Regions from separate parts of the Homo sapiens genome. Here regions 2 and 3 are each linked to region 1. A link is a loop called in an ENCODE intact Hi-C map of the cell type or tissue named here. Cell type or tissue: mammary epithelial cell. All regions are shown on one strand.

Evidence for each region. Peaks named below come from ENCODE experiments on the same cell type or tissue, not always from the same donor. Only the 100,000 strongest peaks of a DNase experiment are listed, where the experiment ranks them.
Region 2: it touches region 1 in a loop (9-fold over the local background); 62 of 110 quality-filtered maps call a loop at or near these places.
Region 3: a loop joins it to region 1, with 6 times the contacts of the local background. A loop is called at or near these places in 8 of 110 quality-filtered maps.

The regions. Positions count from the first base shown.
Region 1 is chr1:16,618,690-16,623,689 of GRCh38, reverse strand. It overlaps the pseudogene CROCCP2. Among named protein-coding and RNA genes, the nearest start is that of NBPF1, 7.6 kb to the right of the region's middle. RefSeq lists enhancers at 3,132-3,800, 3,801-4,468, 4,469-5,000. In mammary epithelial cell, a CTCF peak has its summit at 2,483 (motif pointing right); DNase peaks (open chromatin) are centred at 130 and 2,489; H3K27ac peaks cover 411 bases.
Region 2 is chr1:16,944,753-16,949,752 of GRCh38, reverse strand. It overlaps CROCC (ciliary rootlet coiled-coil, rootletin), which reads right to left. Exons shown (of 37, transcript NM_014675.5): 15 at 4,147-4,291; 16 at 3,348-3,494; 17 at 2,762-2,992; 18 at 1,229-1,422; 19 at 827-954. Among named protein-coding and RNA genes, the nearest start is that of CROCC, 25 kb to the right of the region's middle. In mammary epithelial cell, a CTCF peak has its summit at 2,055 (motif pointing right); DNase peaks (open chromatin) are centred at 522 and 1,132; H3K4me3 peaks cover 228 bases; H3K27ac peaks cover 1,520 bases.
Region 3 is chr1:16,893,609-16,898,608 of GRCh38, reverse strand. RNU1-2 (RNA, U1 small nuclear 2) reads right to left here and starts at 2,629; the gene lies at 2,466-2,629. RefSeq lists enhancers at 1,401-2,333, 2,334-3,267 and a silencer at 2,512-2,591. In mammary epithelial cell, no CTCF peak of the experiment used is centred here; DNase peaks (open chromatin) are centred at 790, 1,638, 1,975, 2,388 and 1 weaker place; H3K4me3 peaks cover 132 bases; H3K27ac peaks cover 801 bases.

The sequences.
Region 1 (5,000 bases):
CTGCAGATTCCTCAGCTGATGATTGGAGGTGGCAATGCCCACCTTCTAAGCCTGTTGCCAGGATGACATGGGAAAAGCGTGTAAGGCCGTGGCACGGTGCCTGGCTGAGTCAACAGTAACTGCTGTTCATCGGTCATCAGGCCTGTTAGTCTGAGTTCTCTGTGGTTTTCAGATGACTCTCTTGGCCCCAGAATCCGAGCCCCACTTCCCTGCACCGTTCCCCATCGAATCTCTGAACTCAGGGCTTCTTTCTGCTCATCTAACATTAACTAAGCACCTACTTGGGTCATGGAAATTAATTTTCCTGTCCATGTACACCTGAGCCAGACAGAACCAGGAAGGGAAATGCTGGTGGGTTTCCAACCCGGGAGATGGTTTTTAGATGATGGCTATACCATTTCCATTCCCTGTAGTCGTTTCCATTAATGCTGATAGTTAATGCTTGACAGGTATGTTCATGTCAGTCATTAAAGGAGATGCTTTATGTGTAGCTGTGCAGCTGTGGGAAGTTGCTGCTGATCTCCTCTGATCCTCCATTTCATCATCTGTTAAACGGGGATGAGGATAAACTACATAGGCATGTTATGAAGACAAAATGAGGTTATGTCTAAAATACTTAGCTGGGTGCTTGACGCATAGTAAGTGCTGAGTCAGTAATAGGGTTTTTGTTTGTTTGTTTGTTTTTGTTTGTTTGTTTTGAGATGGAGTTTCACTCTTGTTGCCCAGGCTGGAGTGCAATGGCGCGATTTTGGCTCACCTCAACCTCCGCCTCCCAGGTTCAAGCGATTCTCCTGCCTCAGCCTTCCAAGTAGCTGGGATTACAGGCACGCGCCACCATGCCTGGCTAATTTTGTATTTTTAGTAGAGACGGGGTTTCACCATGTTGGTCAAGCTGGTCTCGAACTCTCGACCTCAGGTGATCTGCCCACTTCGGCCTCCCAAAGTGCTGGGATTACAGGCATGAGCCACCGCGCCCAGCCTGTTTGATTTTTTGAGACAGAGTCTCACTCTTGTCGCCCAGGTTGGAGTGCAGTGGTGCGATCTGAGCTCACTGCAACTTCTGCCTCTTGGGTTCAAGCGATTCTCCTGCCTCAGCCTCCCAAGTAGCTAGGACTACATACGTCCGCCACCATGCCCAGCTAATTGTTGTATTTTTAGTAGAGACAGGGTTTCACCGTGTTGGCCAGGCTGGTCTTGAACTCCTTACCTAAGGTGATCCACCTGCCCCAGCTTCCCAAAGTGCTGGGATTACAGGAGTGAGCCATGGCACCTGGCCTAGGGTTGTTATATGTTTGACATCCGTCCCATTTGGGAGGCCTTCTCATCAGTCATTTTATGCCTTTAATGCCATTCTAGGTAGGCAGGAAAGGGGTCAGGGCCAGTGGGCCCATGTAGCAGATAGGGAAACTGAGGCCCAGAGAGGACAAGCCACTTCTTCAAGAGGACCCAAACTGGATGCCAGGCAGGCCCTCTGCCTCTGGGATTTTGCCCATATGGCTCAACTGGCCTAAGTCTGCTGGCCCAAGGAAAAATTTCAACCCAACCCTGCCCTTTCCCCCATTCCTCTCGTGCAGGGGAGTTGGCGGGCCTGCGGCAGCAAATAATAGCTACGCAGGAGAAAGCCAGTCTAGACAAGGAGCTGATGGCCCAGAAGCTGGTGCAGGCTGAGCGGGAGGCCCAGGCCTCTCTGCGGGAGCAGTGGGCAGCCCAGGAGGAGGACTTACAGTGACTCCAGCGTGAAAAGGTTCAGGCAGCTGGGGAGGGGTGGGCAGAAGTCTGAGCCAGTGTTTCATCATCGTTCTTGCTCTGCCTCGGTCTGTACATCTGTGAAATGGGACTCCCTCTCTGTTGTGGAGGCCCTGGGGACAGCTGGGAGGACTGGAGGGGTGGTGGGGAGGTTGTGGTCCTTATTAGACATTCAGATACCCAGGTCCCAAATCTGGTCCAGCCCTGGTAATCCTGATGCAGAGGGTCCACAACCACATTTGGGAAATGTTGACCTAATGCACAGCAGGAAAGCACTTTCATTTGCTAAGAAGTTTCCATATGAAGGGCCACGCAGACCTGAGCATGTAGAAAGGCAAGGGGCCAGGGAAGTTACTAGAACACTGACTCTGGGGTTATATTGCCTGGGTTTGAATCTAATCTTGGTCGCTTACTGGTGATGCTACCCAAGGTGTCTGTGCCTTCATTTCCCCACCTGTAGAAATAGGGATAGGATAGTGGAAGGTATTGAGGATGAGCTGAGACCATCTGCATAGAGGGCTTAACATAGTGACTGGTACTTAGCAAATGCTCCATGAGTTATGATTGCTGGCACTGGCATGCTCTCCAGAGTGGCCCTCAGAACAGGGGCCCTCAGCCACCAAATCCTAGACAGGGCTTCCTCTGACAGAGGTGCAGGCTATGACTACATGGCTCCAGGGCATGCCACTCACCCTGCAGTCCCCATGGCCTTGGGTGGTGGTTATCACGCTTCTCCATCAGGGGGCGGTAAAGCTCTTTCCGAAAGTGCTGGGATTCCAGGCATGAGCTATGGTGAAGCTCTTAAAGAAGGGGTGGCTTGGCCGGGCGTGCTGACTCATGCCTGTAATCCCAGCACTTTGGGAGGCTGAGGTGGGCGGATCACGAGGTCAGGAGATCGAGACCATCCTAGCTAACACAGTGAAACCCTATCTCTCCTAAAATCACAAAAAATTAGCTGGGCATGGTGGCACGCGCCTGTAGTCCCAGATACTTGGGAGGGTAAGGCAGAAGAATCGCTTCAACCTGGGAGGCAGAGGTTGCAGTGAGCCAAAATCACGCCACTGCACTCCAGCCTGGGTGACAGAGCGAGACTCTGTCTAAAAAAAAAAAAAAAAAAGAAGTGGCAGCTCTGTCTGCTTCTCACAGAGTTGCTAGGGACAACTGCTGAGGCAGGCACCTGCCCTCGGGCTCCCCGGGTGGGCTGCTATTTGCCTGTGGGCTCTGCCTGCCCGCCTGTCCAGTCCCCAGGGATCTGAACTGTGACCTCCCCCTTGCTCTTCTTGCCCTTTGCATTGCCTGGCTTGGCCTCATTAATGTCCCCAAATCTGTGTTCTTCTCTCCAGCTCCTCTGGCAACCCCTGACCCCCTTCATTCCTCACAGCCAGTCCTAACTCTCCTCCATCCCAACCCCAATCCCTCTTCCACAGCTGTCGGAACATCCCCTAAGCTAAAAATCAGATTGCTCCTTGTCACCTTGGCTCGAGTCCTCTCTCCCACTCCCCTCACTGTCCTTAGAATCCCCATGGCCCACACGGCCTGTCCTGGCCCAGCCACTGCCTGGGGCTCTGGCCCTGTGACTCACCGTGCCCTGTTTCCCTCTGCACCCTGCATCCTGTAGTCCTTTCCAGGGGCTGTGCTCTTGGCCTGGGGTGGTCTTTTCTCTCCTTACCTGGCTGACAGTTACTTGTCTCTCCGCAGGGGATCATGTTCGGACCCCCAGGCCAGCCCACTGCTGCTCCTTGGCACTTTCACGGCCCTGGCGTGTCCCCGTCATAGCCCTTATCAGTCCCTTGTATTTACCTGGTCACCCTCCATCTCTGAGGGTATGGGGGCCAGATGGCTCTTGCTGCCCTGATGTTTTGGGGGGTCTGCCTGGGCCCCTCCTGGTGTGTCACACGCGTCCAGTCCTGGCCCCCTAGGAGGCAGCATGGCGGGAGCTGGAGGCCGAGCGGGCCCAGCTGCAGAGTCAGCTGCAGCGTGAGCAGGAGGAGCTGCTGGCCCGGCGGAAGGCTGAGAAGGAACAGCTGAGTGAGGAGATTGCTGCCCTGCAGCAGGAGCATGACGAGGGCCTCCTCCTGGCCGAGAGCGAGAAGCAGCAGGTTCGTGAGCCCTGGCGTGGCCTCTGCTGCTCTCTGAGCTGCTCCAGTTCTGGGGCCGGGCCCTGCTCTGCCACTTGGCAGCTAGGAGCCCTGGGGCAGGCCACTGCCCTCTTGGGGGCCTCAGTTTCCTTACCTGCAGGAGGGGAGGATTAGAAGGGGGTTCGTGAGGCTTTGCTGTGCTCCATGCCTGGCACACAGTGAGCACTTACTGAGTGACAGTGACAGTCGTGACACCAGGAAAGCTGTTCCATATTCTCCCATGCCTCGTCCCACCCCACGCTGGGCATGGATCCTCATGGCTGCCTTCTGAGCAGTCCCCACGATGCCCACAGGCATCAGCTGACGTGTCCCCCCAAATAACAAATCCCTAACTTTCCTATAATGTAACGGAGACAGGGCAGACTGTGCCCATCTCCTCTCCTCACCAGCTGTGTACCTGGGCGAGTCACTTTACCTCCTTGAGCCTCAGTTTCCTCATCTGTAAGATGGGTAGAAAGAAAGACTCTGCAGTCAGGGTGCTGTGGCGGGTTAGTGAGCTCTATGAGTGGTATCCACGTCCGGGATTCTTGTGACTGCCGTTGTGCCCTTTTCCAGGGCTGCATGTCTGCCCTGGGTCCACCTGCAGTGGCACACTCAGGCCTCTAAGCCCCCAGTGGGCACATTTCCTAGGCAGCAAGAAGCCTGAGCATGCCCCCAGGACCAGCCCATCCCCCAAGCCCTTTGTCCCCTGCCTCTGCCCAGGCCTTGTCTCTGAAGGAGTCTGAGAAGATGGCGCTGTCAGAGAAGTTGATGGGTACACGGCACAGCCTGGCCACCATCTCCCTGGAGATGGAGCGGCAGAAACCAGATGCCCAGAGCCGGCAGGAGCAGGACCGGGTAGGCCTGCCGTCGTAGGGAGGCTTGCGGAGCAGGAGCGCCCTCTCTCCACCGAGCTATCCCGCGGTTTCCAGCATCCCATCTGGCGGACTCCTCTTCCTCTCTCTTCTCCTACTCTGGGTCTTCTATCCTGGTGTTCCTTGAATGCCTATCTTCCTTTTGTGCCTCGGAACCTCTCACGCCTGCCACAAGTTACTCTTTTCCTTGGTAGTTCTGAACTTTAAATAAGGTAATGCCTGTAAGAATGCCATAAATGCTCAATAATTGTCATCTGTTATT
Region 2 (5,000 bases), 330 kb before region 1:
CTGAGCACTTACTATGGGTCAAGCGCCCAGCTAAGTATTTTAGACATAACCTCATTTTGTCTTCATAACATGCCTATGTAGTTTATCCTCATCCCCATTTAACAGATGATGAAATGGAGGCTCAGAGATCAGCAGCAACTTCCCACAGCTGCACAGCTACACATAAAGCATCTCCTTTAATGACTGACATGAACATACCCGTCAAACGTTAACTATTTATATTAATGGAAATGACTACAGGGAATGGAAATGGTATAGCTACCATCTAAAAACCATCTCCCGGGTTGGAAACCCACCAGCATTTCCCTTCCTGGTTCTGTCTGGCTCAGGTGTACATGGACAGGAAAATTAATTTCCATGACCCAAGTAGGTGCTTAGTTAATGTTAGGTGAGCAGAAAGAAGCCCTGAGTTCAGAGACTGGATGGGAACGGTGCAGGGAAGTGGGGCTGGGATTCTGGGGCCAAGAGAGTCATCTGAAAAGCACAGAGAACTCAGACTAACAGGCCTGATGACCGATGAACGGCAGTTACTGTTGACTCAGCCAGGCACCGTGCCACGGCCTTACACGCTTTTCCCACGTCATCCTGGCAACAGGCTTAGAAGGTGGGCATTGCCACCTCCAATCATCAGCTGAGGAATCTGCAGCCCAGAGAGGAAAGGGGCTTGCTCAAGGGAAGGTGAGATCTAAGTGGTGGCACAGGACTGGAACCCAGGCCAGCCAGACTCCTACTCCAGTGCTCCCAACTTCTGTGAGACCCCAGACCTTGGGAGGCTGCAGTCTGGGCTGGAACCTGGTGTTCCCCCCAAGTCCCCAGCCCCTCGTACCAGTCAGGGTCTCCTTGGCCAGCAGCAGGGCCTGCCCCTCGGCTTCCAGCTGCTCCCGGCGGGCCTCAAGCTGGGCCAGCTGCCGTTGCACCTCAAACAGGCTGCCCTCCAGGGCTTCCTTCTCCAAGCTGCAGCACATACAGTCCCTGAGGCCCTGGGACTCAGCCTCCCTGGCCCCAGGAAACTGTGGATCTCAGGGAGTGGCCAGGCATGGGCCAAGTGCCAATCTACCTGCCTGGCCAGGCCCACACTCCCTGGGGAAGCCTGAGCCACAGCTAGGACGAGTCGGCAAGCCAGACTCCTTAGTAACTGCCCCTGGGGGCCCGTGCCTGCGTGTGGCTGGTCATGGTGTGGCCCCAGGAGGACCCCCCAGGGCGGGTTGGGCAGAGCCCAAGGCCTTACCGCAGGCGTGTGGCCTCCTCTGACAGGGTCCTGCCTTCACGCTCCGCAGCCACCAGCTGCACAGCCAGGCCAGCGTGCTCCTTGGCTAGCGCCTCCTTCTCACGGGCCGCTCGCTCCAGCGCCTCCACTTGCCGCTGGGCCTCCCGCCGGGCCTGCTCCAGCTCCTGCTCCCGCCCGCTCAGCTGCCGGGAGAGCTGGCCCCCACCCAGAGACTGAGTAGCACTCCCAGCGTCCCCCAGCTTGTTCATCGTGCAGCACCCCAACTCTGGGCCTAACCCAGTCCTGGCAGAAGGCCTGGGTTTGAGCCCAGGGTCTGCCCTGATGTGCTACATGTACTTGGGCAAGTCATGACCTTCTCTAGATCTGCAATGCACGTGTGTACAAAAACCAGGGCCCAGCCAGGTACGGTGGTGCGTGCCTATAATCCCAGCACTTTGGCAGGTGGATCACTTGAGGTCAGGAGTTCAAGACCAGCCTGGCCAACGGGGTGAAACCCTGTCTCTACTAAAAATACAAAAATTAGCCGGGCGTGGTGGTGCACGCCTGTAGTCCCTGCTACTTGGGACGCTGAGGCAGGCGAACAGCTTAAACCCTGGAGGCGGAGGTTGCAGTGAGCCCAGATCGTGCCACTGCATTCCAGCCTGGGCAACAGAGCAAGACTCTGTCTGGAAAAAAAAACAACAACAAAAACAAAACAAAATGAAACAAAAAAAATGAGGGCCCTCACTCAGCTCTGGGAGTAACAGAACCCTTGTATTACTCTAAACTTGCAGAGAAGCTGAATATATAAACCAGACCCAAGTGCAGCTGCTCGGCAGGCCTCAAGGTGGAGACCTGCACCCTGCTTCCTGCACCCCCTACCCCATCCTCTAGAGGCCCCTCCCAGAAACCTAGGCGCTCCAGGATAGACCTTGCATGAAGGTCCCTGGATCCCTGAAACATTAAGGTCTCTTCCAGATGTGATGTTCCCAAAAGTCTAAGATTCCAATTCTAAAAAGTCTCCACCTATTATTAATCTGTATCATTATTATTATTATTATTATTATTATTATTATTGAGACGGAGTCTTGCTCTGTTGCCCAGGCTGGAGTGCAGTGGCATGATCTTGGCTCACTGCAACCTCTGCCTCCTGGGTTCAAGCGATTCTCCTGCCTCAGCCTCCCAAGTAGCTGGGACTACAGGCGCGTGCCACCACGCCCAGCTAATTTTTTGTAGAGATAGGGTTTCACCGTGTTAGCCAGGATGGTCTTGATCTCCGGACCTCAGGTGATCCACCCGCCTCGGCCTCCCAAAGTGCTGGGATTATAGGCGTGAGCCACTGCGCCTGGCTGGCCCCATGTTATAGATGGGGCAACTGAGGTATGGGAGATTGGGCAGCTTGTCCAAGGTCCCCAGCTAGCAGAAGTGGGGCTGGATTTAACCCAGAAGCAGGCTCCAGTGCCTGTGACTTAACCCAGGACTGGATGCAGGGGGCTGGGAGCCCGGCCTGCCCCACATGCTCTCCACACCACCCCCACACACAGCTTTGCCCACCTGCGCTAGCTGCTCCTGCAGCTGGCTGCGCTCATGGCGCAGCGTGGGGAGCTGCTGCTCCAATGCCTCCTGGGCCTGCTCCGCCACTCGTAGGGAGCCCTCCAGGCCCTGCCGCGCCACCTCCTGCTCCAACCGCAGCTCCTCTAGCCGTTCCTGCTCTTCCCGCGCCACTGTGGCCTCCTGCTCTGCCTGCCGTTGCCGGCCCTGCAGGGCGGACTTTTCTTCCTCCAGCTGGAGGCCAGGTAGGAGTGGGGCCTCGTGAGCAGGGCGTCCCTCCCAGGACCAGGACGCCTCCTCCACCCACCCACCAGCAACAATAGCCCAGGGGAGGCTCCCAGGGAATGAGGGACAGTGCCCTTGGGTGTATGGGACACTGGGGAGGGGGAGATGAGGAGGGCCCATGGAACTTCTGTGCTTTGACGCCTAGAGGGGATAGACAGACAGACAGAGAACCAGAGACAGACAGAGAACCAGGGACAGAAAGGGAGGCAGGGGCCAAGACAGGTACAGGGCTGGGCCCGGGGTGCCTCACTGAGTGGGGAGGATGGGTGGGCAAGGCAGGTGGGCCCGCAGGTGCACAGCGTACCTGGGCGACAAGGCGGTTCAGATCCAACTTGTCCTGAGCAAGGCTCTCGTTGAGGGCGCTCAGCTTGGACAGGGAGTCCTGCAGGGAGGCCTCCTCTGCCCTCAGCTTGGTCATGGAGAGCTCGAGCTCCACGCGGCCAGCCTCAGCCTGCAGGGTCAGGCCCCGAGAAATGAGGAAAGGCAGAAAGGTCGGGAGGAGGTGAGGAGGCCCAAGAAGAGACCCAGAGAGATGGACCCTCAGAGACAGGGTAGGGGAGACAAGGAGGGGACACAGTGTGAGATGGAAAAAAAAAAATCACCGCAGAAAGCCTGCTGCTTATGAGCCATTTAAAAGCCACACACCACAGAGCTGTGCAAAAATAGCTCAAGCTGCAGGGCAGGGCCAGAGTTCAGAGGATCCCCTGAGTAGGGTCTAGGGATAGCACTGCTCAGAGCCCAGGCTGCAGCGGACAGCGCAGGCCCCCCTGCCAAGGACCCTCTGCGCTGTGGCCACAACTCTCAGACCCCAGGAGCTGAGTCTCAGGCACTGGATGACCCTGAGCTATAGGCATTGCCCCCAGGAGCATCCAGAAGAGCAGGGATACGGCCATAAAGAGAGGTCAGTCCACTTATGGCTGGGACCAGAGGTCCAGAGGTCTGTGGCCTGTGACAAAGATCAGCCTGTATCCAGAAGGAAGGGGTCAGTCTGTGACCAGGCTCAGAGGTCTGCCTGACACTGGGACCAGTCTGTGCCAGAGTGACAAGGCTTGGGGCTGGGGGTCAGAGGTAGGTTTGTGGTTGTGCAGCAGACAGGGACCCACCTTGGTCAGCGCCTCGGCCACCTCGGCCTTCTCGGCCTGCAGCATGTCCCGTTGCAGTGTGGCGCGGCTCAGCGCCTCCCTCACCTCCACCAGCTCCTTGGCCAGGACTGAGCGCTTCCCTTCCAGCTGCTCTAGTTGTCTATGGCTGTGGGACAAAGGGTGGGTGGGTGGCCCATGTCACTTTCCTGCCCCGAACCTCCTGTAGCCAGCGAGATGCTGGGCTGGGGACCAGGCCTGAGGCAGGAGTTTGGAGAGAAACAGCCTGAGCCACAGGGCAACCAAGCCCACTACCGCTTAGCTCCATGACCCTGGGCCTCCGTTTTCACATCTGCAAAATGAGGTAACACTTACCTCGTGACATTGTTTGTTTTTTTGAGACACAGTCTTGCTCTGTCACACAGGCTGGAGTACAGTGGTGCGATCCTGGCTGACTGCAACCTCTGCCTCCCAGGTTCAAGCAATTCTCCTGCCTCAGCCTCCCGAGTAGCTGGGATTACAGGTGCTCACCACCACGCCTGACTAATTTTTGTAGTTTTAGTAGAGACGGGATTTCTCCACGTTGGTCAGGCTGGTCTGGAACTCCTGACCTCAGGCGATCTGCCTGCCTTGGCCTCTCAAAGTGCTGGGATTACAGGCGTGAGCCACTGCGCCCGGCCTGTTTTAAGGATACAAACTTCACATGTGCTTAAAATAGTGCCTGACACATCTCCCCAAGGACCTTCAGAAACAAGAATAACATGCTCCACCACAGTCTACTAAACATCATCATCGATCACGTCCCTGAGAGGTAAGCAGCGCAGTGGTGAAGAGGTTAACTCTGAAGGCAGAATGTCTGGGTTCAAATCCTGGCTCTT
Region 3 (5,000 bases), 270 kb before region 1:
GGTATCTATTAACAATGTTTATCAGTGAAGGAAATAAACTGAAAATATGAGTATCATTAGATCCTTGGAGGGCCTTCATTGCTGAAAATCTGAGTAATATTGTGGTACCCTTTTGAGTCCTGCAGGGCATTCTCTTTCCAGGGCATGTAACAGTGGGTGAATAATTTCTTTTCATTCATTTTCATTAAGGGCTGAACTTCCTTAATGTTCTGGAGATTACTAAATTTGATTTATATAGTTGTGAAAAGTGCTCATATTGCTGATTCCATTGCTTATATGTGATCATATAAATCTTTTCTCTTCTTTCTGTAGTGTAGTTTAAACTTAATCCTTAAAGGACATGTATTTGAATTTTTCAGCTGGTTAGAAACCTGAATATACCAATCAAAGAAAACTGCTCCTTACATGCTACAGATTTAGTTTTCTTCCTGTACTAAGATGTCTTTTAGATACAGTAAATTCGTTAAAGCCAAGAGCCCCTAGGAAATGAAGTTGGGTGGGAGGGGGGACATTGAGTAGTAAGATCACTCTTGTAATAGAGATGCCACTCTTGCAGATATTGACAACAATTGGGCCTATAAAATTTTTACCAAACATTGGAAAGACAAGATCTGAACAACTTATCATTGCTGCAGTCTCAAATTTCAGGAAATACCATTATTCTCAGGACAATAAATAGACAATAAAGAAGACTCACAGACCAGATTAGCTGTCATGTATCACCAAACAGGGACTGGATCCTTGTCAACACGACCCAACAGAGATTGTCCCCAGAAATTCACTTCATAGCCTCAAAACCAAAAACCCACACTGATGGCAAAAAATAATGATGCAAATAATGAGAAAGAGAGAGAGAGAGAGAGAGAGAGAGAGAGAGAGACCTGTCCTATAGCCATACTCAGTGGGTAAAAGCCAAAGAGCTCAATTTCTGCTCATGATACTTAATAGAACATAGGGAACATGAGCCAATAGCTCAATGGGTTCAGATCTGCACCAAGTGCCTGTTGGATGCAGGATTCTACTGTCTCCAACAACAATGTCTCAGATGGACTAATTTTTTTTTTTTTTTTTTTGAGACAGAGTCTCACTCTATTGCCCAGGCTGGGGTGCAATGGCACGATCTCGGCTCACTGTAACCTCCGCCTGCCGGGTTCAAGCGATTCTCCTGCCTCAGCCTCCCGAGTAGTTGGGATTACAGACCCACACCACCATGCCCGGCAATTTATTTTTATTTTTATTTTTAGTAGAGACGGAGTTTCGCCATGTTGGTCAGGGTGGTCTCGAACTCCTGACCTCAGTTGATCAAAAGTAGGTGATGTCAGAAAACATACCCTGGGAGAGGCTGGCACAATGCCCAGAACCGCCATCGCTAGGCCTGGGGTTTTCCTCTGTAGTGGAATACTAGTATTCATGTAGTTCAGGGACAAAACCAATTAGATACTTCTGGGAGTTAAAAAGAAATGCATTTTCAGTGCCATTTGAGAAAGGGTATTAAGGAATTTGTCAGGGTACTGACGCGTGTCAGGTATAAACCGCAGGTTGAGAGAGAGCTAAGTATTTTCTGTCCATGAAGGTGATAAGCGAGGGCCTGAAGAAAGAGGGACTGGGGAGGACACTGGCACCAGAAATAGGAAACGGCTGCTTGGGGGTGGGAAGGATGGGTCTGGGTGCTATCTAGAAAGTTGCCTGGCAATGGATGTAGGATGTGGGAGCGAGACATCAAACAAGAAGCTGTCGCTTAAATAAAGTCTGAAGAAACACTAGATATATGAACTGCCGGAGATAGTAGGGAAACTGTACCTGGCTCCTCATAAAACTTCCCGCCTTCTATCTCCGGGAGGATCGCAGGGCATTTCCGCCAAGACAGGTGAGACTGCGGTTCTGACCTACGGGCCTCCATGAATATGCGCGAGGGCACCTGGGGGCCGGCAGAGCCGTTCCCCTACGCAAAGTAAGCGTGTTATGTCTACAACCCAACGGGGACACTGAGAGCCCCAAAGGCCCTGCTTTCTTCCTGGAGAACAGCACCCATCTGCGTAGTTTCTACCTGGCTCTATGAGGTGAGAACACACTCCCCGCTAGCACAGAAATCCTACAAACTCCTGTGGGGGCTGCGCTTGGAAGCAGAGGCTGTGTAAGAGGTGACTTGGGGGGTAGGGAAAAACAGGAAGATTTTCACACAGGGTGAGAACCCAAGAGACTGGAGACCACGGACCAATCCCTGCAAAAAGCAGCCAGGGTAGAAAGGGAAGAGCTGAGCGGACTTCACGATAGCTAATTTGTGTTACAAAGCCGATACGGCTGATGCTCGCTTTTTCTCCTATGGCGTGCAGGCGACATGTTACTTCCTATTCGCCAGCCCTCCACTGTAGGATTAACATTTAAGACGCCAACCAAGACACAAACCAAAACAAAAAAAGATATGACCCTTAGCGTACAGTCTACTTTTAGAAACTCCAGAAAGTCAGGGGAAAGCGCGAACGCAGTCCCCCACTACCACAAATTATGCAGTCGAGTTTCCCACATTTGGGGAAATCGCAGGGGTCAGCACATCCGGAGTGCAATGGATAAGCCTCGCCCTGGGAAAACCACCTTCGTGATCATGGTATCTCCCCTGCCAGGTAAGTATGAGATCTTCGGGCTCTGCCCCGACACAGCCTCATACGCCTCACTCTTTACACACACGGTCACTTGCCCCGCGCACTCCCGAGCCCTTTCCAGCCCTGACACACAGCTGGGATTCTCTCTTCCGATCCGCGGTCCTGAACCCGCTCCCAGGGCAGGGGAACTCCTTCGTGGCGAAGCAGCAAGTGGCGAAGCAGCAGCCTCTGCGCTGCCTCATCTACATAGAAGTCGCCCTGTCCGTGATGTCACCGACAGTGCCTTGCCCAGTCCCCGTCTGCTTTTCTGCCACTCAACTGACCAATCTGCTGCCAGAGCCGCCAAGAGGAAGTGACGTCTGCCTCTCCCTTTTTCCCTCCCGCCCCTGCGTCTGTTCTCTCCCAAAAAAGCTGGTCCTTAGCCTGTGTTAAGGAGCAACCTTTCGGTGGCCAGATGGAGCCGGGGCATCCTTCTTCAAATAATGGCTTTTAATTCGCAGACTAGAATGTTTCGGATTACAGAAGAAACCGGTTCTCTTCACATCTTTATCCCTGTGATGCAGCATTCCACTTGCAATTGGAAGCCGAGAGAAACCATGTTTATGAAAGTAAAGAGGCTGCTCAGATGACTGCAAACCAGCCTTCCTTACTGGTTTTATCACTGGTAATGTTATAAAGACAGTTGTCCAGTTTCATGAATCTTGTAGGTTTTTTTTTTTTGATTTTTTTTCCAAAATCAGTATTGTAGAAAACTATGCTGCCCCAGAAGAGATGATTGGACACTCTCAAGCGTGGTGCTGGACTTTGTCATCTCTTGCACAGCCATCTCCACACCTTAGTGCTTACCTCATGTTAGTTTTTTATATTCTGCAAAGACGAAATCAAAATAATCCAAATTTGACACAAATACCTGGGCTACATCTTATTTGAGATGTTTAACAATGTCTGGATCATCTTTTCTTATATATTACGCAGGAAACACTGTGAAGTAAGCAAAGTTGGAATGCCCAAGTGAAAGACCATTTGAATATTTACAAGTAGATTTCAGACAGGAATACTACAGGGTGGTCACAGGATAACAAATTCTAGGCAGCAGATTTACATGACTTGAGGCTGTGGGCTGTTAAGACGCTGAAAAACCAGGGTGTGGACCAAGCTGGCTAAGGCTGAGTGGACCCAATGTGGTGCTGGATTTGACGGAGGTTTTACCTAGGCCCTCATTATATGCTCATTAACATACTAAATCACACACCCGCCAGTGCCATGACAGTTCTGAGACCAATATTTGATGTAAAAATGGATGGCACCACAGTTCCGAGAAATCTCCACCTTTACCCAGGAATTTTCATGAACATTCCACTCCTTGGTTAAAGAAACCCATCAAGATGAAACCCCAGAATCCATTGTTCTCTCTTGGGTATGCCTGAACTCCCCTTTCTTGAGTGTGTACTTTTTGCTTTGCAATAAATCTCTTCTTTCACTATCTGCTGACTCATCTTTGACTTTGTTCTCGCGATGGTGTCAAGAGCCTGGACACCACGGCTGGGGTCGAGATCCCACCAGTGTCCGGGTACCTCCCCCAGCCCACCAGTATCAGATTCTATTCCATTGCTCAAATCACAAAACATCAAGTAGAGAGTTCTCCTTGGAGACCATAAAGATTCTGTGGCATGGTGGCCAGTTAGGCCACTGGAAGGCATGGCAAGATATTGAAAATGAGGGATTAGGTGACAGTGTAGTAACTGCTGAATACTAAATACTTGATCCAGGCCCCATTCCCTGGAGATTGACAGGGAGACACATTGTCCAGGTAGTAGTGGAGAAATGTTTTCTGGGTATCTGACCAGCCTTTGTGGAAAGAACTGGCACCATCCTGCAGATGTAACTACCTGATGGGTTCTTCCTGCCCAATGTACACACAAAATCAATTCATGGAGACCATGGCACTGCAGGAAAGAGTTTCACTGACACAGGCCAGCCACGACATGTGGGAGACAAGAGTTATTACTCAAAGCAATCTCACTGAAGGCTTGGAGGTAAGGGGTTTTTCAAAGATAGTTTGGTGGGGAGGGGGCTAGGGCTTGCGTGGTGCTGATCGTTGGGGATGAAATCACAGGGGCATGGAAAATGGCCCTCCTGCATGGAGTCAGCTTCTGGGTGGGGGCTAAGGGACTGGTTGATTTTCGGGCCAAATGGTGCCATCCAGCAGTCAGAAATGCCAAAGCCTGAAAAGACATCTCAAGAGGCCAATCTTAGGTTCTACAATAGTGATGTTCTTCACAGCAGTAACTGGGGAAGCTGCCAATCTTGTGACTTCTGGAATAATGGCTGGTAATTATTTAAGGAGGCATACATCTTACTAGAAATCAGGCCGCTTTCATCCTTCTAACTTGGTGGCCT